Regions from separate parts of the Homo sapiens genome. Here region 2 is linked to region 1. Evidence: chromatin loops called from intact Hi-C (ENCODE). Cell type or tissue: heart left ventricle. All regions are shown on one strand. Each heading gives the region's core, and the rest is flanking DNA. Links, peaks and the distances in the headings are about the cores only.

Evidence for each region. Peaks named below come from ENCODE experiments on the same cell type or tissue, not always from the same donor. Only the 100,000 strongest peaks of a DNase experiment are listed, where the experiment ranks them.
Region 2: it touches region 1 in a loop (2.5-fold over the local background); 18 of 110 quality-filtered maps call a loop at or near these places.

What each region holds. Positions count from the first base shown.
Region 1 is chr19:6,293,111-6,304,784 of GRCh38, reverse strand. No RefSeq gene overlaps it. Among named protein-coding and RNA genes, the nearest start is that of MLLT1, 19 kb to the right of the region's middle. In heart left ventricle, for the core only: a CTCF peak has its summit at 4,821 (motif pointing right); no DNase peak of the experiment used is centred there.
Region 2 is chr19:6,127,416-6,139,089 of GRCh38, reverse strand. ACSBG2 (acyl-CoA synthetase bubblegum family member 2) reads right to left here and starts at 3,423. Exons shown (of 15, transcript NM_030924.5): 1 at 3,181-3,423. It overlaps LOC105372255 (a long non-coding RNA gene), which reads left to right. Exons shown (of 4, transcript NR_187772.1): 4 at 11,109-11,674. RefSeq lists enhancers at 2,653-3,555, 3,556-4,459. In heart left ventricle, for the core only: no CTCF peak of the experiment used is centred there; no DNase peak of the experiment used is centred there.

The DNA.
Region 1 (11,674 bases), core at 3,310-5,809:
ATTTATCCATCCAAATCATTCAACCATCCTTTCATTCATCTACTTTTCAACTACTCATTCATTCACCCATTCAACACACATACATATATTGGGCTCCTGCTATATATCAGATGCTAGCCTCTGGGGATCCAAGACAACAAAGACATACAACGTCCTTGCCCTAATGAAGGATATAGATATTAAACAAATAAAAACACACACACACAAAGCACTTCCAGCCATTGATAGGCGCTAAAAAAGATAAAATACAATAATATTCTGGAAGATGATGGTTCTGGGAGCAGCACTATCACATGGGTGGTCCAGGGAGTGCACTTTGCAGTTGAGCCCTTAATGACAAGAGGGAACCAACGATACCAAAAGCCAGGGCAAGTCCATTCTGGACAGAGGGAATGGCTGTGTGAAACCCCTGGGATGGGAATGAGCTTTCAAGCTGGAGCAACAGCAAAGACTTTTGGCCAGGCTCAGTGTCTCATGCCTGTAATCCCAACATTTTGGGAGGCTGAGGTGGGAGGATTGCTTGAGCCCAGGAGTTCAAGACCAGCATGAGCAACACAGCAAAACCTCCTCTCTATGAAAAATTTAAAAAAAATTAGCTGGGTGTGGTGGCATGAGCCTGTAGTCCCAGCTACTTGGGAGGCTGAGGTGGAGGATGGCTTGAGTCCAGAAAGTGGAGGTTGTGCCACTGCATTCCAGCCTAGACACATAGTAAGAGGTTCTTATCTGGGGTCCCTGGATGGGTTTCAGCGTCCACAGACCACTTGACATTGTGTGCAAAAGATGGGTGTTTGGGCATACAATCTAGGTGCCTGGAGTGCATCACTTTAGATAAATGAGAATACTCTCATTTTATAGATGTGGCTCAGAGAGGGCAAGTGACTTGCCTAAGGCCACACATCGTGGACTTGAACCCAGTCCGTCCTTTTCCAAAGCTCTTTGCACTACAGTGAGACAGTAGTGGGACTGAACTTGGATTCCTGGTCATCTGCTTCCGAGTCCTTCTTCCTTTCTTGTTCTAGAAGCCAGAGGTTTTTCACTTGTGGCTCCAGGATGGATCATGGTGGTAGGAAGAGGTGGGGTTGAGGATGTCTGTAAACTTGTAAAATCATCTGCAAAATGTTGTGTGTCTTGGTGTATTTGGGGGAGAGGAGCTGTGATTCCGTGACAGCCCCTGAAGAGGTGTTTGACCACCCAAAGAGTTGAGAACCTCAGTTAAAAATCTTCTTGGGGAGGGTGGCTGAGCACAGTGGCTCACGCCTGTAATCCCAGCACCTTGGGAGGCTGAGGTGGGCAGATCTCGAGGTCAGCAGATGGAGACCATCCTGGCTAACGTGGTGAAACCCCATCTCTACTAAAAATATAAAAAATGAGGCAGGCATGGTGGCCGGCGCCTGTAGTTCCAGCTACTCAGGAGGCTGAGGCAGGGGAATGGCGTGAACCTGGGAGGCAGAGCTTGCAGTGAGCCGAGATCACCCCACTGCACTCCAGCCTGGGCGATACAGCGAGACTGCGTCTCAAAAAAAAAAAAAAATTAGCCAGGCTTGGTGGCACGTGCCTGTAGTCCCAGCTACTCGGGAGGCTGAGGCAGGAAAACTGCTTGAACCCGGGAGACAGAGGTTGCAGTGAGCCAAGATTGCGCCACTGCACTCCAGCCTGGGCAACAGAGCAAGACTCTGTCTCAAAAAAAAAAAAAAAAAGAATCAACAAACAAAATCTTCTGAGGGAGGAGGATAGAGAAGCGCCTGCCTCCTCCCCTGACCCCGTGGCTCTTCCTCTTCTTTGCCAGCTTATGTGGCCCGAGTGCAAAATCATTTAAAAAAAAATCCCGCTCTATCCCCAGTATCTGTCCTCTGGCTCCTGCTGGCCCCTCCTCACAGCCTCCTCTTGGGGCATGAACGTAGCCGATGAGCAAGAGGCCTGGGTAACCTCTGCCTCCCGGTTCAAGCGAGTCTTGTGCCTCAGCCTCCTGAGTAGCTGGGATTACAGGCACGTGCCACCACGCCTGGCTAATTTTTGTATTTTCAGTAGAGACGGGGTTTCACCATATTGGCCAGGGTGGTCTCGAACTCCTGACCTCATGATCTGCCCACCTCGGCCTCCCAATCCAGTCTGTAACTCTTTTTTTTTTTTTTTTTTTGAGACGCAATCTCACTTTGTAGCCCAGGCTGGAGTGCAGTGGCGTGATCTCGGTTCACTGCAAGCTCCACCTCCCGGGTTCACGCTATTCTCCTGCCTCAGCCTCCTATGTAGCTGGGACTACAGGCGCCCGCCACCACGCCCGACTAATTTTTTGTATTTTTAGTAGAGACAGGTTTCACCGTGTTAGCCAGATGGTCTCGATCTACTGACCTAGTGATCCACCTGCCTCGGCCTCCCAAAGTGCTGGGATTACAGGCGTGAGCCACCGTGCCCAGCCTCCAGTCTATAATTCTAACAAGCTACATGACCCTTGCACATCCTAGTCTCCATCAGGGAAGGTCTCTTGGTGACAAAGGACAAAATATTCAACCCCAACTGCCTGAAATCACAAATGGACAATCAGCATATATACTTTTTTTTTTTTTTGAGACAGGATCTCTGTTGCCTAGACTGGAGTGCAGTGGTGCGATCTTGGCTCACTGCAACCTCCACCTCCTGGGTTCAAGCAATTCTCATGCCTCAGCCCCCGAAGCAGCTGGGATGACAGGCACCCACCACCATACCCGGGTAATTTTTGTATTTTTAATAGAGACAGGGTTTTACCATGTTGGCCAGGCTGGTTTTGAACTCCTGACCTCAGGTGATCCGCTTAATCAGGAAGGTCTGTTGGTGAAAAAGGACAAAATATTCAACCCCAACTGACTGAAATCACAAACGGACAATCAGCAATATGTACTTTTGTTTGTTTATTTGAGACAGAGTCTTGCTCTGTCACCCAGGCTGGAGTGCAGTGGCACAATCTCGGCTCACTGCAACCTCTACCTTCTGGGTTCAAACAATTCTTCTGCCTCAGCCTCCTAAGTAGCTGGGACTGCAGGTGCATGCAAGCATGCCAGCTAATTTTTGTATTTTTAGTAGAGGTGGGGTTTAACCATGTTGCCCAGGCTGATCTGGAACTCCTGAGCTCAGGTGATCTGCCCACCTCAGCCTCCCAAAGTGCTGGGATTATAGGCGTGAGCCACTGTGCCTGGCCAGCATATCTACTTTTGAAGTTCAGCCCCAGGCTGCAGACCTGGCTGGGTCCAGGCTTCAAATGATGTCACCAGGGCCAGGCTCTCTTCGTCCCTCTGGCTGGCTTCATGGGTGGGAGCGGCCACCAGGAGGGCTAGGCTGCCTTCTTTCCAAGTTTAAAAGTGAACTCAAAAGCTCCAAGCACAGGCTGGGCTTGGTGGCTCATGCCTGTAATCCCAGTGTTTTGGGAGACCGAGGTGAGAGGATTTTTTGAGACCAGCCTGGGCAACATAGCGAGAACCTGTCTCTACAAACAAATTAAGAATTAGCCAAGCATGGTGGTGTACACCTGTGGTCTTAGCTACTTGGGAGGCTGAGGCAGGAGGATCGCTTCATGAGCCAGGGAGGTTGAGGCTGCAGTGAGCCATGATCACACCACTGCACTCCAGCCTGAGTGACAGAGTGAGACCCTGTCTGAAAAAAAAAAAAAAAAAAGAAAAAGAAAAAAGGGCTGGAGCAGTGGCTCACGCTTGTAATCCTAGCACTTTGAAAGGCCAAGGTGAGTAGATTGCCTGAGATAAGGAGTTCGAGACCAGCCTGGGCAACATAGTGAAACCCCATCTCTACTAAAATACAAAAAATTAGCTGGGCATGGTGTCACACACTTGTGATTCCAGCTACTCGGGAGACTAGGGCAGAAGAATCGCTTGAACCCAATTGGCGGAGGTTGCAGTAAGCTGAGATTGTACCACTGCCCTCCAAACTGGACGACAGAGTGAAACTGTCTCAAAAAAAAAAATGCTGGGTGCAGTGGGCTTATGCCTATAATCCCAGCACTTTGGGAGGACAAAGCGGGCAGACCACCTGAGGTCAAGAGTTCGAGACCAGTCTGGCCAACATGGTGAAACCCTGTCTCCACTAAAAATACAAAAAATTAGCCGGGTGTGGTGGCACACACTTGTAATCCCAGCTATTCAGGAGGCTGAGGCAGGAGAATCACTTGAACCCAGGAGGCAGAGGTTGCAGTGAGCTGAGATCACGCCACTGCATTCCAGCCTGGGTGACAAGAGCAAAACTCTGTCAAAATAATAATAATAATAATAATAATAATAATAATAATAATAATAGCAGCTCCAGGCACACATGAAGATGCTCAATATCATTGTTGTTAGGGAAATGAAAATCACTGGTCAGGCACAGTGGCTCACAACTGTATTCACCACACTTTGGGAGGTCAAGGTTGGCGGATCACCTGAGGTTAGGAGTGCAAAACCAGCCTGGCCAACATGGTGAAACCCCATCTCTACTAAGAATACAAAGTTTAGCCGGGCATGGTGGTGGGCACCTGTAATCCCAGCTACTCGGGAGGCTGAGGCAGGAGAATCGCTTGAACCCAGGAGGCGGAGGTTGCAGTGAGCCGAGATCACACCACTGCACTCCAGACTGGGCGACAGAGCCAGACTCCATCTCAAAAAAATATATACTTATGTATGTGTATTGCAACAGGTGGCTGTGTGTGTACTTTTGTGGCAGGCAGCAAACTGGGAGCTTACAGGAAACAGGTTGGAGGCCAAAAGGAATTCCAAAAAGTACCCAAAAGAGGGCTGGACCGTCTACTAGGCAAAATAAAAAGGGAACACTCAACGTTGTTCCCGGGGTGCAAATAAAGTGAACCACTAGAGGGCGGTAGAGACTTAACGTATTAACAGTAACAGTTCCGTTATGGACCAAAAGCAAGACCAGAACATCCAAAATGTTACTTTCTTTGGAGTTCAAGACCAGCCTGGGCAACATAGGGAGACCCTATCTCTACAAAAAAAAATTTTAAAAATTAGCTGGATGTGGTGGCACATGCCTGTGGTCCCAGCTACTGGGGAGGCTGAGGTGGGAGGATTGCTTGAGCCCGGGAGGTTGAGGCTGCAGTGAGCTATGATTGCGCCATTGCACTCTAGCCTGGGTGACTAGATTTAAAAATCTAGGCTGGGCGTGGTGGCTCACGCCTGTAATCCCAGCACTTTGGGAGGCCGAGGCGGGAGGATCACGAGGTCAGGAGATCAAGACCATTCTGGCTAACATGGTGAAACCCCATCTCTACTAAAAATACAAAAAATTAGCTGGGCGTAGTGGCGGGCGCCTGTAGTTCCAGCTACTCGGGAAGCTGAGGCAAGACAATGGCGTGAACCTGGGAGGTGGAGCTTGCAGTGAGCCGAGATCGCGCCACTGCACTCCAGCCTGGGTGACAGAGCGAGACTCCGTCTCAAAAAAAAAAAAAAATCTAAAAAGTTGAAGGGCTACAAGTACAGTTTGTCACATGCATATATTGCATAATGGTGGTCTTGGCTTTTCGTGTATCCATCACCTGAATAATATACTTTGTATCTGTTATACAATTTTTCATCACTTTCTCTCCTTCCATCCACCCCCCCCGCCCACCCAATGTCTATCATTCTACACTCTACACCCATGTGTACACATTATTTAGATACCACTTATAAGTGAGAATGTATAGCATTTGACTTTCTTTCATCCATCTCCAGAACTTTCTCATCTTCCCAGCATGAAACTGTCCCCATGAAACACTCACTCCCCAGCACCCTCCCCTGCTCCTGGCATCCACCAGCCTATTTTCTGTTTCTATGAATCTGTTGACTTGAGGGACCTCTGTTGACTCCTAGGAGAGGAGTGGAATCACACAGGATTTGTCCTTTTGTGTCTGGCTTATTTCACTTAGCATAATGTCTTCAGGGTTCATAGATACAAGGTCTTGCTCTATTACCCAGCCTGGAGTGCAGTGGTGCCATTGCAGAATTCTTGGGATGGTGTCACTTTTCTGGCTGTAAACCTCTGTGGCTGGTGGCATCTTTGCCTGAGTTTTGCTCAGGCCCACTGGGCTCATTCTGCCCACTTGACCTGGCAGGCTACACTCGGCTCTTGCTACCAGCCTGGATCCCACACCTGCCAAGGGTGTGCCAGGTGTGGAGTGGCAAGGGGTGTGTGTTCAAGCAAGCATGGGGTCTAGCCCCTGTGCACAGTCAGACACACCGGCTGCTGCAGCAGGGTGAGCAGCTCCAGGTGCCGGCATGGGCACTGGCTCTCTGCAAGGCTGCGGCTTGGCCAGGTGCACCACAAGTAGCGTCCATGGCTGCCACCAGGGACCATGGTGGAGCCCAGAAGCTTGGAGACTCCAAGCTTCATGCTGGGCCTCAAAGAGGGAGTCACTGCCCTGGCTCAGGGAGCTCCCAGGTCTAGGCTTTCTGAAGGGCTGGAGCTCTTCTCTCCTTCTCATTACCATCAACACGGCAAGCAAGGGGCGTGTTTCAGCCCTGTTTGTGTTATAGCTCTTCCAGTCCTGCCATTCGGCAGGTCCCAAGCTCTTGTCCTGCGCCCAAGAAGAATGAGGTACACGGACAAGTGGAGGGTGAGCAAGGTGAAGAGGAGCTTTATTGAGCAACAGAATAGCTCAGAAAAAAAAAAAAAAAGGCCCTGGAGTGGGTAGATCCTCTCTGTAGCTAGTCGTCATGTCAAGTGCTCAGCTCTCAGCAGAGAGGAGGCCCTGGAGTGGGTTGCTTCTCTTTGCAGCTGGTCATCCCTATATCTGTCTAGCTATGGCTGAGCCCAGGGCTTTGATGGGCCTCAGAGGGGAGGAAGTCCATGCTGATTGGTCCATGGGCAGCCTGGAAAAGGCACCACAAGTTCCCACTCTGGTCTGTGGGACTGGCAGCCTGGCCCCCAGGCTTCAGGGCCTCCCTGGCTTGAAGGTGGGACCTCACCGGGGATCCACCCCCTTCCACCCAGGAACCTGTCTGCCTCCTGCTGCTGTTCGTGGTGATGAGGCTATAGATGCCAAGGGGCACCTGCAGGTCAGCACCAAGCTGCCCTCAACCCCTCCCTCAGCTTCCTTCCTATGCTCATCAGCACCCAAGGTCCAGAGGGGGCTGAGGCAGCAGGGGACTGGAGTGTCACCACTGCCCCAAGCATGTGCACACCCAGCTGGGCTGTGACAGTGCCTGGGCTTGGCCCCAACTTTGCTCTGAGACTGGAATGGGTGCCAACAGCAGGGAGAAGCCAGGCAGTGGGAGCAGGCATTTCCAAGCCTGCGAGGGCAGGGAAACCTTCCTGGGACCCCAAGAGTGCAGGGATGCCTGGGTACACAGCCTCTGTTTGGGTGGCTGCAGCTGCATTGGGGGTGTGTGCGACTCCTGTTTACTCTGTGGAGTGGGAGGCCCGGCTCTGCAGCTGTGGTTTGGGCAGCTGCAGCTGCACCTGGAGAGATCTCATCCCAACTCAGGAGGGGCGGGACTCCTGCTTGGCCCTGCCACAGCCATCAAACTCCCCTCTGAAGAGGTACGTCTAACTGCTGTTAGGGTAGGGATGATGACTATTCTTTTTTTTTTTTTTTCGGAGTTTCACTCTTGTTGCCCAGGCTGAAGTGCAGTGGTGCAATCTTGGCTCACTGCAATCTCTGCCTCCCGGGTTCAAGCAACTCTCCCACCTCAGCTACCCAAGTAGCTGGGACTACAGGCGCGTGACACCACACCCGGTTAATTTTTGTATTTTTAGTAGAGACGGGGAATCACCATGTTGGCCAAGCTGGTCTTGAATTCCTGACCTCGTGATCCACCTGCCTCGGCCTCCCAAAGTGCTGGGATTACAGGCGTGAGCCACCGAGCCTGGCTGGATGATGGTCATTCTTAACTGCTTCATGCTGACAGGGGGCATTGTTTTCAGAAAAATGGCAGTCAGATTTTCCCTCGGGGGCCTATCTAAGGGCTCCCAGTAAAAGGGAGTCATCGTCTGAGGCTCCATTTGCATCACCATTTGGAGTTTGACAGTCTGTCCCTTTAGTTTCTTCTGAGCTGCAGTCAGAGATCACTGATTGGTTCACTCCTACAAATGTCAAAAGCTACAATAGCTGGAAAGAAAAGCTTCCTTGATTCTGAAAAACAAAACAAGGGATCAGCAATGTTCCAAGCAAAAAATCAAGAATGATTACTTTGGTCTTCCATTAGTTCAATTCACCCAGTCAACTCCTGTTCACAATCTCCAAAGTTATCAGAAACCTGCACTTGAGGTCTATAATCCACCCTTTGAAGAAGATCAAAACAAGACAACAGCCGGGCGTGGTGGCTCACGCCTGTAATCCCAGCACTTTGGGAGGCTAAGGTGGGCGGATCATGAGGTCAGGAGATTGAGACCATCCTGGCTAACACGGTGAAACCCCGTCTCTACTAAAAATACAAAAAATTAGCCAGGCATGGTGGCGGACGCCTGTAGTCCCACCTACTCGGGAGAGGGAGGCAGGAGAATGGCGTGAACCCGGGAGGCGGAGCTTGCAGTGAGCCAAGATCACGCCACTGCACTCCAGCCTGGGCAACAGAGCGAGACTCCATCTCAAAAACAAACAAACATAAAAAACAAGACAACAATTGCCTATGAATGTCAAAATGTCCTAGGGTAGTCACAGTCAAAATCATGATTGACAAAGAAATTTGGTAACCACTGTGGTCTACAATAACCTAACATAATAACCCTAATTATGATTCATAACACTTTCTCAGACGTCAGAACTTTAGAAATCCCATACAATTTTGGAATACACATTAACATTATTCACTGAAATGCAACCCACCGGAGACCAAACACCACCTTATTTTGGCAATCCTATGTAGCTAAACATGTCAAATCATCCTGTCTACTTCTTCCCTGGACACTCCAGGGATCCTCTGTAGCATCCAAAAGCTAGGGGTTAGAAAAGACAATTTTGAAGTTGAAATGTGATTTCGGGAAGCCTATCAAACATACTAAAGGCTTATAACATTTATTATGAAACCGCAGATCAGTGCCCTAAGAATAGCAGATCGTGCTTCCATTCCAATGTTCAACTTACAGGAAAACCAAATAATACCCTTTTGAATTTAGTCAATATGGACTGAGCATGGTAGCTCATGCTTGTAATCCCAGCACTTTGGGGAGTTGAGGTGGGCAGATCACTTGAGGTCAGGAGTTCGAGACCAGCCTGGACAACATGGCAAAACCTCATCTCTACTAAAAATACAAAAGTTAGCCAGGAGTGGTGGCATGCACCTGTAATCTCAGCTACTAGGGAGGCTGAGGCAGAAGAATCGCTTGAACCTGGGAGGTGGAGGTTGCAGTGAGCCAAGATTGTGCCACTGCACTCCAGCCTGGGTGACATAGTGATCTCAAAAAAAAAAAAAAAAAAAAAAAGAATTTAGTCAATATATTCACACACACAATTCCTTTTATAAGATTAATTTTTACAAACCTTCTATAACTTGTTTAAACCCTTAGCTTTATCTTATCTAATTTAAAACAATCCTTTAAATTTCTAAATTTGGCAAAAATTTACATTCCCATGCCTTCTTATATTCTTTAACTAAAGACACAGTTTACTTTCCTTATATACTTTGCATGTAAGTCTATTTTCAGGAGTCTCAATTACATGTTATAATGGTAACTCTTAGCAATTCTTATTTTTGGTAAAAAGAAAACCTAGTTAAAAAAAAAAAAGAAAACCTAGTAAGTTATTTTAATTATGTCCTAGGTGCAGATAAGATCTGAATATTTCCAGCATATCTAGGGGTGTGATTAGCTCCCTATGTCCCTAGTCCTTACCAAACCATAAAGCAGGCAAGTCAAACAGTTTTCAAAAGCCAAAGAAGCAGTTTATGACTTTAAAGCATTTAGCAAACCTAATATCTGAGCTGCATAATTTGGACCACATGTCTACATTTTGAAGTCATTTTTATTTTACCAATAATCTTTAAGACTATTTTTATTTCTCTAAGATTAAGTCATGAGAACTAAAAGGCATTGCAGTTTCTATTTTTCTTCAAGAATATTTGACCTAAGTGCTTATTTTTCCTTAAGCTAATCAGTTAGAGTTCTTTTATATAAACATCACACATACAACACATATATAACTATATGACAGACAGGAGATCCACTAGTAGTTGTAAGATTTTTCTTTTTTCCTTTTTCTTTTTTTTTTTTTTTAGACAGAGTCTCACTCTGTTGTCCAAGCTGGAATGTAGAGTCTCACTCTGTTGTCCAAGTGGCATGATCTTGGCTCGCTGCAACCTTTACCTCCTGAGTTCAAGCGATTTTCCTGCCTCTGCCTCCCAAGTAGCTGGGATTACAGGCGCCCGCCAACTCACCTGGCTAGTTTTTGTATTTTTAGTAGAGATGGGGTTTTGCTATGCTGCCAGGCTGGTCTCGAACTCCTGGCCTCAGGTGAATCTCCCACCTTGGCCTCCCAAAGTGCTTGGATTACAGGTGTGAGCCACCGTGCCCAGCCTCTTGTGCCAATTTCTTAATTGGATTACTGGCCGGGGGGTGGAGCCCTTCGAGAACCAGGGCTAGGAAAACATGTAGTTTCTAAGGCTTAATAAGTAGGCATAGCTGGAAGACAAAAATAGATTTTGAGAGGGATCCATCTGCCCGTAATTCCTGAAGTTCCTGAGGAAAACAGAGGTTTTTCCCAAAACGGATCAGTGGCGCCTCCTCTGTTTTTCCCAAGGAGTCCCAGGCCACCAGAAGTCATCCTGGAACCCCTCATGTGTGCATTAAGAGTGGCAAGACAAAAATGGAGAAAAATTGTTCAGTTGACCGAAAAGAAAACACCTTTTTCCAGAAAAACAAAATCTACAACGATAAACGACATAAAGGCCTTTTAAATATACCTATAGTTTGGATATCCTCCATCTTTAATTAAGCTGACTTTTAACCATCACATTTCCTTTTTTTTTTTTTTTTTTTTGAGACAGAGTCTTGCTCTGTTGCCCAGGCTGGAGTGCAGTGGCTTGATATCAGCTCACTGCAAGCTCCGCCTCATGGGTTCATGCCATTCTTTTGCCTCAGCCTCCTGAGTAGCTGGGACTACAGGTGTCCACCACCACACCTGGATAATTTTTTTTGTATTTTTAGTGGAGACGGTGTTTCACCATGTCAGCCAGAATGGTCTCGATCTTCTTACCTTGTGATCTGCCCGCCTCGGCCTCCCAAAGTGCTGGGATTACAGGTGCAAGCCATCACACCTGGCCAACCATAGCACTTCCTTTTTAAGAAGTCCTGGCCAGGCGCAGTGGCTCATGCCTATAATCCCAGCATTTTGGGAGACTGAGGCAGGTGGATCACCTGCAGTTAGGAATTCGAGACCAGTCTGGCCAAATGGTGAAACCCTGTCTCCACTAAAAATTACAAAAATTAGCCGGGCATGGTGGCACATGCCTGTAATCCCAGCTACTTGGAAGGCTGAGGCAGGAGAATTGCTGGAGCCTGGGAGACGGAGGTTGCAGTGAGCTGAGATTGCACCACTGTACTCCAGCCTGGCCAATAGAACAAGACTCTGTCTCAAAAAAAAAAAGGAAATCTTTTAAAATATGTTACTACCTGACCTTAGCCATGCCAAATGGCCAATACTTCTGACTTTTGAACTCATGGAGGGGCAGAGAATACAGTTTTTGTCATTCCTACAACCAGCTTGCACAGAGAGAGAGAAGCCAGA
Region 2 (11,674 bases), core at 3,118-5,617, 170 kb after region 1:
GTTTAATTTTAAAAATAAGTAAAGTGAACTTGAATGAGCCTACGGAGTTTACACACACAAAGTAGATCAATCAGCAGGACAAAGCGAGCAGCCCAAAACAGCAGATCCAGACCAAGCTACAGATATGCATGAAAAACATGCACGGAGTGTGCGGCCCAAGAAGAAATGAGGAGGAAGCCCAAGGCCCCTCTGGAGCAGCTGGATCTGGCCCAGAACCTCAAAGTCATCCTTAATTCACCTTTGACTTGCTTCCTTCCCTCCCTCCTTCCTCCCTTTGCTTCTTCCCTTTCTTCCCTCCTTTCTACTTCCTTCTTCCCTCCCCTTCCTTCCTTTTTCCCATTCTCCTACCCTTCCTCTCTCCCTCCCTTCCTTCTTTCCTCCCTTCGTTCTTCCCCTCTCTTCCTTCCTCCCTCCGTCCCTGCCTTTTCTTTCTTCCTTCTTCCCTTCCCTTCCTTTCTTTCTTCCTCCCCTTCCTTCCTTCCTTCCTCCCTCTCTCTTCCCTCTTTCCTTCCCTCCCTCCCTTCTTTCCTTCCTTCCTCCCTCCCTCCCTCCCCTTCCTTCCTTTTCCTCCTTCCTCTTTCCCTCCCTCCCTCCCCCTTCCCCCTTCCCCTCTCTCTCTCCCTCTCTCTTCCTAGCACATTGACTCATTAGCTAATTCCATCAGCTCAGCCTTCAAAATGGGATCCACTCTCTCCGCCTGCCTGGACCTAAGCTTCCTCCCAGGAGCCTGAGAGGTCCTGGTCACGTGAGAGGCCCATCACCCAGGCGCATTGTGGGTTCTGCTAGATCTCAATTCAAACAAGATGTGCACGAGGCCGCCAAGAACTCCACCACTGACTGTGTCTCAGACGACATGAAGAAATGAAGAGGGGATGTTTACTTCCTTAAAGTATGATAATTGCTTTGGGGTGAAGTTAGAGAAAGGAATCCTTGTTGCCAAAGGATTCATGCATGAAAGAACACACTGTCTGGTGCTTGCTTTAAAACTACCCACGAGGAGTGGGGTGACACAGAAATGACCAAGGCTGACTTTAAGTTGGAGCCGAGTGATAGGTAGCTGGGGGCTTATGTTATGATCAGCTCTACTTTTGTGTTTGAAACTTTCCACGATAAAAGTGTTTACAAATAAAAATGAATGCCAAGCATGGTGGCTCATGCCTGTAATCCCAGTGCTTTGGGAGGCCGAGGCGGGTGGATCACCTGAGGTCAGGAGTTCGAGACCAGCCTGGCCATGGTTCACACGGTGAAACCCTGTCTCTACTAAAAACACAAAAATTAGCCAGGCACGGCGGCAGGCACCTGTAATCCCAGCTACTCAGGAGGTTGAGGTGGGAGAATTGCTTGAACCCAAGAGGCAGAGGTTGCAGTGAGCAGAGATCTCGCCCTGCACCCCAGCCTGGGAGATAAGAGTGAAACTCCATCTCAAAAATAAATAAATAAATAAATACATAAATACATAAATAAATAAATAAAAATAAAAAAGTGAAATGCTGGCCCAACCCTGTCTCTCCTCTGCCTGCAGCCCTCCATGGCTCCCACCTCCCTCCAGGTAAAAGCGCAAGTTCTCCCCACGGTCCACAAGGCCCTGCACCTCCCTGTGCTCTCCTCCTTCCTCCCTCCCCCTCCTCACTCTGCTGCAGCCACGTGGGCCTCCTCACTGTTCTTCCAACTCACCAGGTGCAGTCCTTCCTTGGGGCCTTCGTACGGGCTGTGCCCTCTGCCTGGAACTCTCTTCCCCTCAGATAGCTGGGACTACAGAAGCATGCCACTACGCCTGGCTAATTTATTTTTATTTTTATTTTTGTAGAGCTGGGGGCCTCGCTATATTGCCCAGGCCGGTCTTGAACTCCTGGCCTCAAGCAAGCCCCCCCCCCCCCCCCAACCCCGCCACCTCGGCCTCCCAAAGTGCTGGGATTTGCAGGTGTGAGCCACCACACCAGGCCCCTCTTTTCTTTATAAATTGCCCATCTTCAGGTATTACTTTATGGCAATGCAAAATGGGCAAATAAAATTAGTATCCGGAGTATGAAAAGAACTCTGGATTTAAAAGACAAATGTAAACAACCCAGTGTTTTATGATGAAAAATGTAAACAGGCAGTTCACAAAAAAGGAGCCTGGAAAGGGCTACAAATCCTGGACAAGATGCTCAGTAGCTTTGGTCATCAGGGAACTGCACGTTAAAAATCACACGATCGGCCGGGTGCGGAGGCTCACACCTGTGATCCCAGCACTTTGGGAGGCCGTGGCAGGTGGATCACTTGAGCTCAGGAGTTCTCTACAGAGGACTTGTAAGTTACTAGTAATATTCGATTTCACGAAGTGAAAAGGGCACACAGATATTTATCGTTATTCATTAAATCGTACAGATATGCTTTGTGTTATTTTATATGCATTATATGTTTCACAATTTTAAAAGGCCATGTAGGGTTCAGATGTGGTGACTCACACCTGTAATCCCAGCACTTTGGGAGGCTGAGTCGGGTGGATCGCTTGAGGCCAGGAGTTCGAGACCAGCCTGGCTGGCATGGTGAAACCCCATCTCTACTAAAAATACAAAAATTAGCTGGGCATGGTGGCGCGTGCCTATAATCCCAGCACTTTGAGAGGTCGAGGCGGGTGGATCACCTGAGGTCAGAAGTTCAAGACCAGCCTGGCTGGTATGGCGAAACCCCATCTCTACTAAAAATATAAAAATTAGGCCGAGTATGGCGGCTCACGCCTGTAATCCCAGCACTTTGGGAGGCCAAGGCGGGTGGATCACGAGGTCAGGAGATTGAGACTATCCTGGCTAATGTGGTGAAACCCCATCTCTACTAAAAAATACAAAAAATTAGCCGGGCATGGTGGCAGGCACCTGTAGTCCCAGCTACTCAGGAGGCTGAGGCAGGAGAATGGTGTGAACCTGGGAGGCGAAGCTTGCAGTGAGCCGAGATTGCGCCTGGGCAACAGAGCAAGACTCTGTCTCAAAAAAAAAAAAAAAATTAGCTGGACATGGTGGCAGGCGCCTGTAATCTCAGCTACTTGGGAGGTTGAGGTGGGAGTATCACTTGAGCCTGGGAGGCAGAGGTTGCAGTGAGCTGAGATCGTGCCACTGCACTATAGCCTGGGCAAAAGAGTGAGACCCTGTCTCAAAAAAAAAAGAAAAGAAAACGCATGCCCTTCTCCCATACCACTGGCACCTGTCACTCTTCAAGAGGTGTGGTTCTGGCCATCTGGCAAGGCACCTGGAGCTGGGACATCTGGTCACTCAGGTGTTTTCTTCTTCCTGCAAAGACAGTCAACAGGTAGCCCCTCCTGGAAACCTGAACATGAGCTGCCCCTTCCCAGCCCCCGTCACCCTCTCCGTCCAGCCAGGATGATGGTGGTGGTGGGAGGCAGGAGGATGGGTGGTTTCCCTCCACAACAGGCCTTCTACCCCATTCAACCTTCCAGAACGTTCCATCCCAGCCACCTCTTGTGACATCACTGGCTGCCCCTGCCTCCGCACCCCACCCCCACCCCTAGGGGAAGCTGCTTCCAGGACAGGGAGATTGCTCTTTTCATGCATCATTCATTTATTCATGCATGCATGCACTTCTGCGTTGCATTCGTGACGTTTTTATGAAGCCATGACCCTAATGGCAGGGATTGTGCTGGATGCTGGAGACATAAAGATGAACAAAGCCAGATGAGGCCTGTTCAAGAAAATAAGAGGAGGCCTAGAATCACACAAACAAATGCAAACTTACCATTGTGAAGAGAGCCCCAAGGCATGTTGAGGGCTTGATCAAAGGATCCCGCCCAGGCAGGGAGTCTGGGAGTGGTTTCTTTCTTTTCTTTCGTTTTTTGAGACGGGAGTCTTGCTCTGTCACCCAGGCTGGAGTGCAATGGTGCGATCTCAGTTCACTGCAACGTCTGCCTCCCAGGTTCAAGCGATTCTCCTGCCTCAGCCTCCCGAGTAGCTGGGATTACAGGCGCCCGCCACCACGCCCGGCTAATCTTTTGTATTTTTAGTACAGACGGGGTTTCGCCATGTTGGCCAGGCTGGTCTCAAACTCCTGACCTTGTGATCCGCCCGCCTTGGCCTCCCAAAGTGCTGAGATGACAGGCGTGAGCCACCGCGCCTGGCCTGGGAGTGGTTTCTTGAGCTGGGATCTGAAGTATGCCTGGATGTTATTCCTGCCCTCGTGACTTTCTCTTACGCTGCCTGTCTTCATGTGTTTACAGCGGCCTCCCCCTTCTCGTTCTCTGCTTTAGTCACTGCTAACAATGTCCACTACCAGGCACAGTGGCTTGTGCCTGGAATCCCAGCACTTTGGGAGGCCAAGTCCGTAGCATCACTTGAGGCCAGGAGTTCAAAACCAGCCTGGGCAATGTAGTAAGACCCCGTCTCTACAGAAAAATTTAAAAAATTAGCCGGGCGTGGTGGTGCGCAAGTGTAACCACAGCTAGTAGGGAGGCTGAGGTGGGGGGATTGTTTGAGCCCAGGAGTTCCAGGCTGCAGTGAGCTGTGATGGTACCATGGCACTCCAGCCAGGCCTACAGAGCAAGACCTTGTCTCAAAACAAAAAAGACAAAACAGTGCCAGGTGCAGCACATACTAGATGCTCAGTAAATAAAGATGTAGCAACAGAATCTTGTGCTGTGCCAGGAGAAAAGGACAAGGAGTGTTCCTTTGTCTCCAGGGCCTTTTGTGTGTGTGTGTGAGAGAGAGAGAGAGACGGAGTTTGGCTCTTGTTGCCCAGACTGGAGTGCAATAGCGTGATCTTGGCTCACTGCAACCTCTGCCTCCCGGGTTCAAGCGATTCTCCTGCCTCAGCCTCCCAAGTAGCTGAGGTTACAGGCATGCACCACCACTCCCGACTAATTTTCTGTATTTTTAGTAGAGATGGGTTTTCACCATGTTGGCCAGGCTGGTCTCCACCTCGTGGCCTCAGGTGATCCACCCGCCTCAACCTTCCATGGTGCTGGGATTACAGGTGTAGCCACCGCACCTGGCCACCAGGGCCTTCTTAATGTTTCACAAATATCTACTCTGCAGAGCACCTGGGCAGCTGTGCCAGGACAGCCAGTGTCCACCAATGTCCATTCAGCCCTTCTTCCCCAGAGCTCTCACCTAAAGAGAGAGAATGTTTCCCAGGCCCCCTGACTGCATGGCGTGTCCATGTGACTACATCCTGCCCTGTGGGATGTGGGCATAAGTGGTGGGGGCCATGCCTGGTCATGCCTATAAAGGAAAGGAGGTGACACCCTTCCCCAACCCCCCATCCAGTAGAATCCTGGGATCAGGAGCAGCCTCCTTGGACAGGGGTGAAGCTGGAGGGGAGGGAGCAGGTCAAGAGGTCCCCAACAGGAGGGAAGGGACCTCTGTCTCTAAAGACAGTTGAGCCACTTTGCTGGTGCCAGACAGATTTATGCAAGTTGCACACACGCTCGCTCGCTCGCTCAGACACTCTCACGTGCACAGGTACTCACACACAAACAGACCTTCCCATGGGCACACAATCACAAGCACACTCACATACACTCACACTCATAACATGCTCCCACAATCACACCTGTTCACACAATTCAAATACTTTCATACAGACACAAACTGGCAGGCACGCACACACACACATGCGCACACACAGTCACATGTACTATCAGACACATGATTACATGCATGCACACTCATCCACAGTCATGCACATATGCAGTCACACACGTGCCTCATTATAGAGACATCCCATTTCGTACACATGTACACTGTCAGACACACAATGTGTGACAGTCACACAGTCACATTGCTCAGGCCCTCATACGCACAATTACATGCACACACACATATGGACACACATGGTCACACACACCCTCATACAGACACACAATTACACACCCACACTCACACATTCACATACATATGCACACACTTGCTCACACTCTCACCCTCGTACAGACACAATTATATATATGCATTCCCACACTCACACATATATGGACATGCGTGGTCACACAGCCTCGTACGGACACACAATTACACACACTCCCACACTCCTACACTCACATACATATGTGGGCGCTGCCAGCCAACCTCCAAGACACATACATATGCACACACATGCTCACACTCTCACACACCCTCATACAGACACACAATTACACACACATATGCACGCACGTGCTCACACACACCCTCATATGGACACATGACTACATATATTCATTCCCACACACGTATATGCACACACATGGTTACACAGCCTCATACAGACACACAATTATATACGCACACCCACTCACATATGCACACACATTCTCACACTCACACACCCTCATACAGACACACAATTATATACGCAAACCCACTCACATATGCACACACATTCTCACTCACACACCCTCATACACACACAATTATATACGCACACCCATTCACATATGCACACACATTCTCACACTCACACACCCTCATACAGACACACAGTTACATACACTCACACACGTATGCACTGATAGACACCTAATTATACACATAATCATAATCTCACACACACACTCCTGTGTGCCCTCATGCAGACAAATACACACAGGCACACACACCCTCATGCAGATACAGTCACATATACAGTCACATGTCCTCACACCTGCACACACTTGCACACCCCACATCCTCACACACCCTCAGATACCCAATTACATATATACACTCGCACACACATGCACACACTTGCTCAGACTCACACACAACCTCATACACACAGTTACATACACACATACATTATGACACACATATGCACTCATATACACTCTCATACAGACACACACAGACACATACACATACTCCCAAAGATATGCACACACACCCTCATGCTGACACACGGTTGCACATACAGTCACCATACATTCACACACACATACTCGTACAGACACAGTTACATACACACACAGTATGGCACACACTTACACATATGCACTCACATACACCTTCATATAGATGCACAATCACACGTGCACTTAATTCACACAGGCACACATACACAGTTACATACAGTATGACACACACGTATACACTCACATACACCTTCATATAGACGCACAGTCACACATGTGCACATAATTACACGCATGCACATGTACACAGTTACATAGAGTATGACACACACATATGCACTCACACCTTCATAGAGACACATAATCACATACACACACACCCTCTCACCGTGGAAAAGTAAATCTCCTTGGAGAAAATCTGTCCATAGCTATCCCAGACAAGTTTCAGCAAGGATGAGGACGCTGCTGTGCTACCCAGATCTTTTCAGTGATGAAAGATGTGTGCCCCAGCCTCTAGGAATGTTGCTGGAAGCAGACCTCTGCTGTCCACCCCTTCAGGTCAGCATCTGCCAAATGGCACGTCCTCATCCAGGGTCTTGTTCCCTTCCCCGGGCCACCAACATCTGTATGGAGGCATAAAATCTCGGGCCCCTCTCCCCAAATCTCAGGACAACTCAGGGACCATCCCAGCTACAGAGCTGGGGGCAGCTGGACTTCTCATGCTCTCTCTCTCTCTCTGTGTCTCTCTGTCTCCCCCAATCCTGTTTGTTTCCCTTCCCTTCCCTTTCCCTTCCACCAGTATCCATCCCAAGGGTGGGTCCCCTCTAAACAAACCTTTTGCAAGCTCAGTTCCTCTCATCTGCTTCCTAATAAGCTCTCTGCAACAAAAGCAGTCGTTGTATGCCACTAAAATCCCTCCACTTACCTTCTCTTACCTTTATCCCACCTGCCCCAGGTAACATAATAACGTGGACTCTCATCCCCACACCCCCTCCCCTGAGGACTCTGAGCTGACCACTCTCCCAGAGTCTTGGCTGTTAGTCTTTGAGCTCGACTCCCCACTCCCTTCCACGGGTTCTTCCTACACAGACCCGAAGCTGAGCCTGTCTGGGCAGCTGAGGACACTTCCTCCACACAGAGGGATGAAGTTCATTCCAGGCCATGGCTCACATTTTAATGGAGAAAGAACTGAAGATAGAAATGGCATTGCATAAAGGCAACAGCTGCGGAAAGAGAAGCATTCATTTGGCAACATTCATCTCCTAATCCAGCAGACCCCAGGAGACTCTCTCTTCCCCCAGAGCCAAGGGCAAAGTGAACTCAAGGGTAACTCTGTAAAAGAATCCAGGTGTTTACACTGGAAATGGGGAAGGGGGGACTCAGCTGGCAGTGTGAGTCACCTGTGCGTCCTCCACTGGTGCCTCTCTGGGCAAGGGGGCGGTTGGATCCTCACTACTTGGCTGGTTCTAGGATCCTCCACTGGGGCACCTGCTTTCACCTCATGTGCCATCTTGTCTTAAGAGTCAAGAACAGTGGGAGCTCTCAGCCAACCTCCAAGACACCCAATTAACCAACTCATCCATGAACCCAAGGTCTATCCCCCACAGAGGATGCATGGTCGCTGGTTCATACGGAAACCTTGCAGGGTTGCTCTGAAATGTACATGCATCCACTTCCATACCAGGCTCGCTGTGTGCTCACTGAGTGCAAGCTGTGTATTCCCAAACCTGTTTATGCCAGTTGTGCTTCTTATTCTAACAACTATATTTTATTTTATTTTATTTTATTATTCTATTTTCTTTTCTTTTATTTTTAATTTTATTTTTTGAGACAGAGTCTCGCTCTGTTGCCCAGGCTGGAGTGCAATGGCGCCATCACGGCTCACTGCAACCTCTGCCTCCCAGGTTCAAGTGATTCTCCTGCCTCAGCCTCCCGAGTAGCTGGGATTACAGGCGCCAACCACCACACCAGGCTAATTTTTGTATGTTTAGTAGAGACGGGGTTTCACTATGTTGGCCAGGCTAGCCTCGAACTCCTGACCTCAGGTGATCCACCCACCTCGGCCTCCCAAAGTGGTGGGATTACAGGCATGAGCCACCGCGCCAGACCCTAACAACATAATTTGATCAAATATTATACGCCTCAATGTAATACAGCAGCAAAAAAAAAAAAAGTCATTGTTTCTAAGTCTCAAAAGTCCAGCTGATAAAAGAGTGATGAATTACGCATGGACGAGGTGACTTACTAACTCAGGGAAAAAATTGGAAATTGACCCTGTCCAATATAGTAGCTACAAGCCTATGTGAGTATTTAAATTAAAATTTTTATGACTATACACTTAAAAATGGTTAAGGTAGTAAGTTTAGTGTTATACGTATTTTGCCATATTAAAAATAAAAATAGAGCTGGGTGTGGTGGCTCACACCTGTCATCCCAGCACTTTGGGAGGCAGAGGTGGGAGTTCAAGTAAGGAGTTCGAGACCAGCCTGGCCAACATGGTGAAACCCCATCTTTACCAAAAATACAAAAAAATTAGTTGGGCATGGTGGCAAGTACCTGTAATCCCAACTACTCGGGAGGCTGAGGCAGGAAAATTGCTTGAACCTGGGAGGCAGAGGCTGCAGTGAGCCGAGATCGAGCCACTGCATTCCAGCCTGGGCAACAGAGCAAGACTCTGTCTCAAAAAAAAAAAAAAAAACTTAATAAAATATATTCACATATCCAATGGATTACTCATGGGAGGAATTTCAACACCCCTCTTTTGTTTACTGCTTTATTTATTTAGACAAAGTCTTGCTCTGTCACCCAGGCTAGAGTGCAATGGTACGATCTCAGCTCACTGCAACCTCCACCTCTTGGGTACAAGCAATTCTCCTGTCTCAGCTTCCCAAGTAGCTGGGGTTACAGGCATGCATCACCATGCCAAGCTAATTGTTGTATTTTTAGTAGAGACGAGGTTTCATCATGTTGGCCAGGCTGGTCTCAAACTTCTGACCTCAAGCGATCCACCTGCCCCGGCCTCCCAAAGTGCTAGGATTACAGGCGTGAGCCATTGCACCCAATCCAAAGGTTTCTCTTGGGACCAGCCTCCCTCCAACATGACTCCACAGTTCTGGTATCCTTATCATTTCTGTTTCTGGCCCCCTCTCCATCAGTAAGCAGCATTCACTGCCTGGGTGGGTGGAGGAGGTCAGAATGAATTGAACAGAAGCAGGGAAGAAAGACTGACTTGAGGCCGGGCGTGGTGGCTCGCGCCTGTTATCCCAGCACTTTGGGAGGCTGAGTTGGGTGGATCATGAGGTCAGGAGTTCAAGACCAGCCTGGCGAACATGGTGAAACCCTGTCTCTACTAAAAATGCAAAAATTAGCCGGGCGTGGTGACGTGTGCCTGTAGTCCCAGCTACTTGGGAGGCTGAGGCAGGAGAATTGCTTGAACCCAGCAGGTGGAGGTTGCAGTGAGCCGAGATCACGCCACTGCACTCCAGCCTGGGCGACAGAGCGAGAATCCATCTCAGAAAAAAAAAAAAAAAAAAAAAGCTCCAACAACATGAGATACAGAGTCAAAGCCTCATATGTAACTGTTACAAACCAAACTGGATCAATTTGCCTATATGCAAGGGAACATCAACCAGCAAAGCACTATGTTTTTGCAGTGAGAAAGGTTTAATGTGAGCCAATTGGCAAGAAAATGGGAGAAAACACTCAAATCTGTCTCTTTGAACTGGGAGTTGGGGCAGGTTTTATAGTCACAGGGTAATGAGGCATTATCTGATTGGCTCTTGCGATGGTGTGATGCCAGGGCTCGAGCTGATTGGATACTGGATCATTGCCATGTGGCGTCTGTTTCTTAATTCAATTCTGCTCCTTTGTCTGAGCACTTAGGTTCCACCTGTGGTTGACTTTTTAGCTCATCTGGACATGTTCTGATTATGTAGCTTGCAACCTGGGGTCCATGGCAACTGGAAGACAACTCACAACTTTGTTACATAAAAATTGAACTGGATTGGTCCGATATTATTACATAATGAACTCTCACCGTTGGGTGAGGTCAAATTGCTATAATAGGTATTTGTCTTTTTCTCATTCTTTTTCACAGCTGTATAGTATTCTATTTCACAGCTGGGATACTATACAGCTGTAAAAAAGAATTAGATGACATATCTATAATATATCCCTCATAGATAACATAGCTACGATATAGCCCTTTCTCATTCTTTTTCACAGCTGTATAGTATTCCAGCATGCAAGAAATTACTCAAAAACTTAGCAGCTTAAAACATTGATAATCACTCATCATCTCTCGTGGTTTTTGTAGGTCAGAAATTCAGACAGGGCACATCTGGGACAGCTTGAAGTCATGATGTGCTGGAGCTGGCATGTATCAACCGCATGAGTCAGAGCCAATTGCATGCATCTCTTCTCAGCTTCACATTCAGTGGTATCACATCTGTACCTTGAAATCAGCCACAGTGGGAGTATTTACACCACAGGAATTGGCAAACACTGCAAATCAGCGCCCCATGCCACTCAAGAGCCAGTTATTAAATATTTATCAGAACATAACTGCTTTAAAGAATTATTTAAAATTCTCAACAATATAAAGGGACATTTTATTATTAAATCCTTAGGGATGGTCCCACCAAAATCCCATATACAGTAATATTAGCAGACTCCAAATGTACTTAGATTTGCTAAAATTCTCAAATGCATTTTTTTTTTAGAGACAGAATCTCACTCCATTGCCCAGGCCCAGTGGTGTGATCATAGCTCAGTGTAGCCTTGAATTCCTGGGCTCAAGCAATCCTCCCACCTCAGCCTCCTGAGTAGCTAGAACTACAGGTGTGCACCACCATGCGGGGCTTATTATTTTATTTTTTTGTA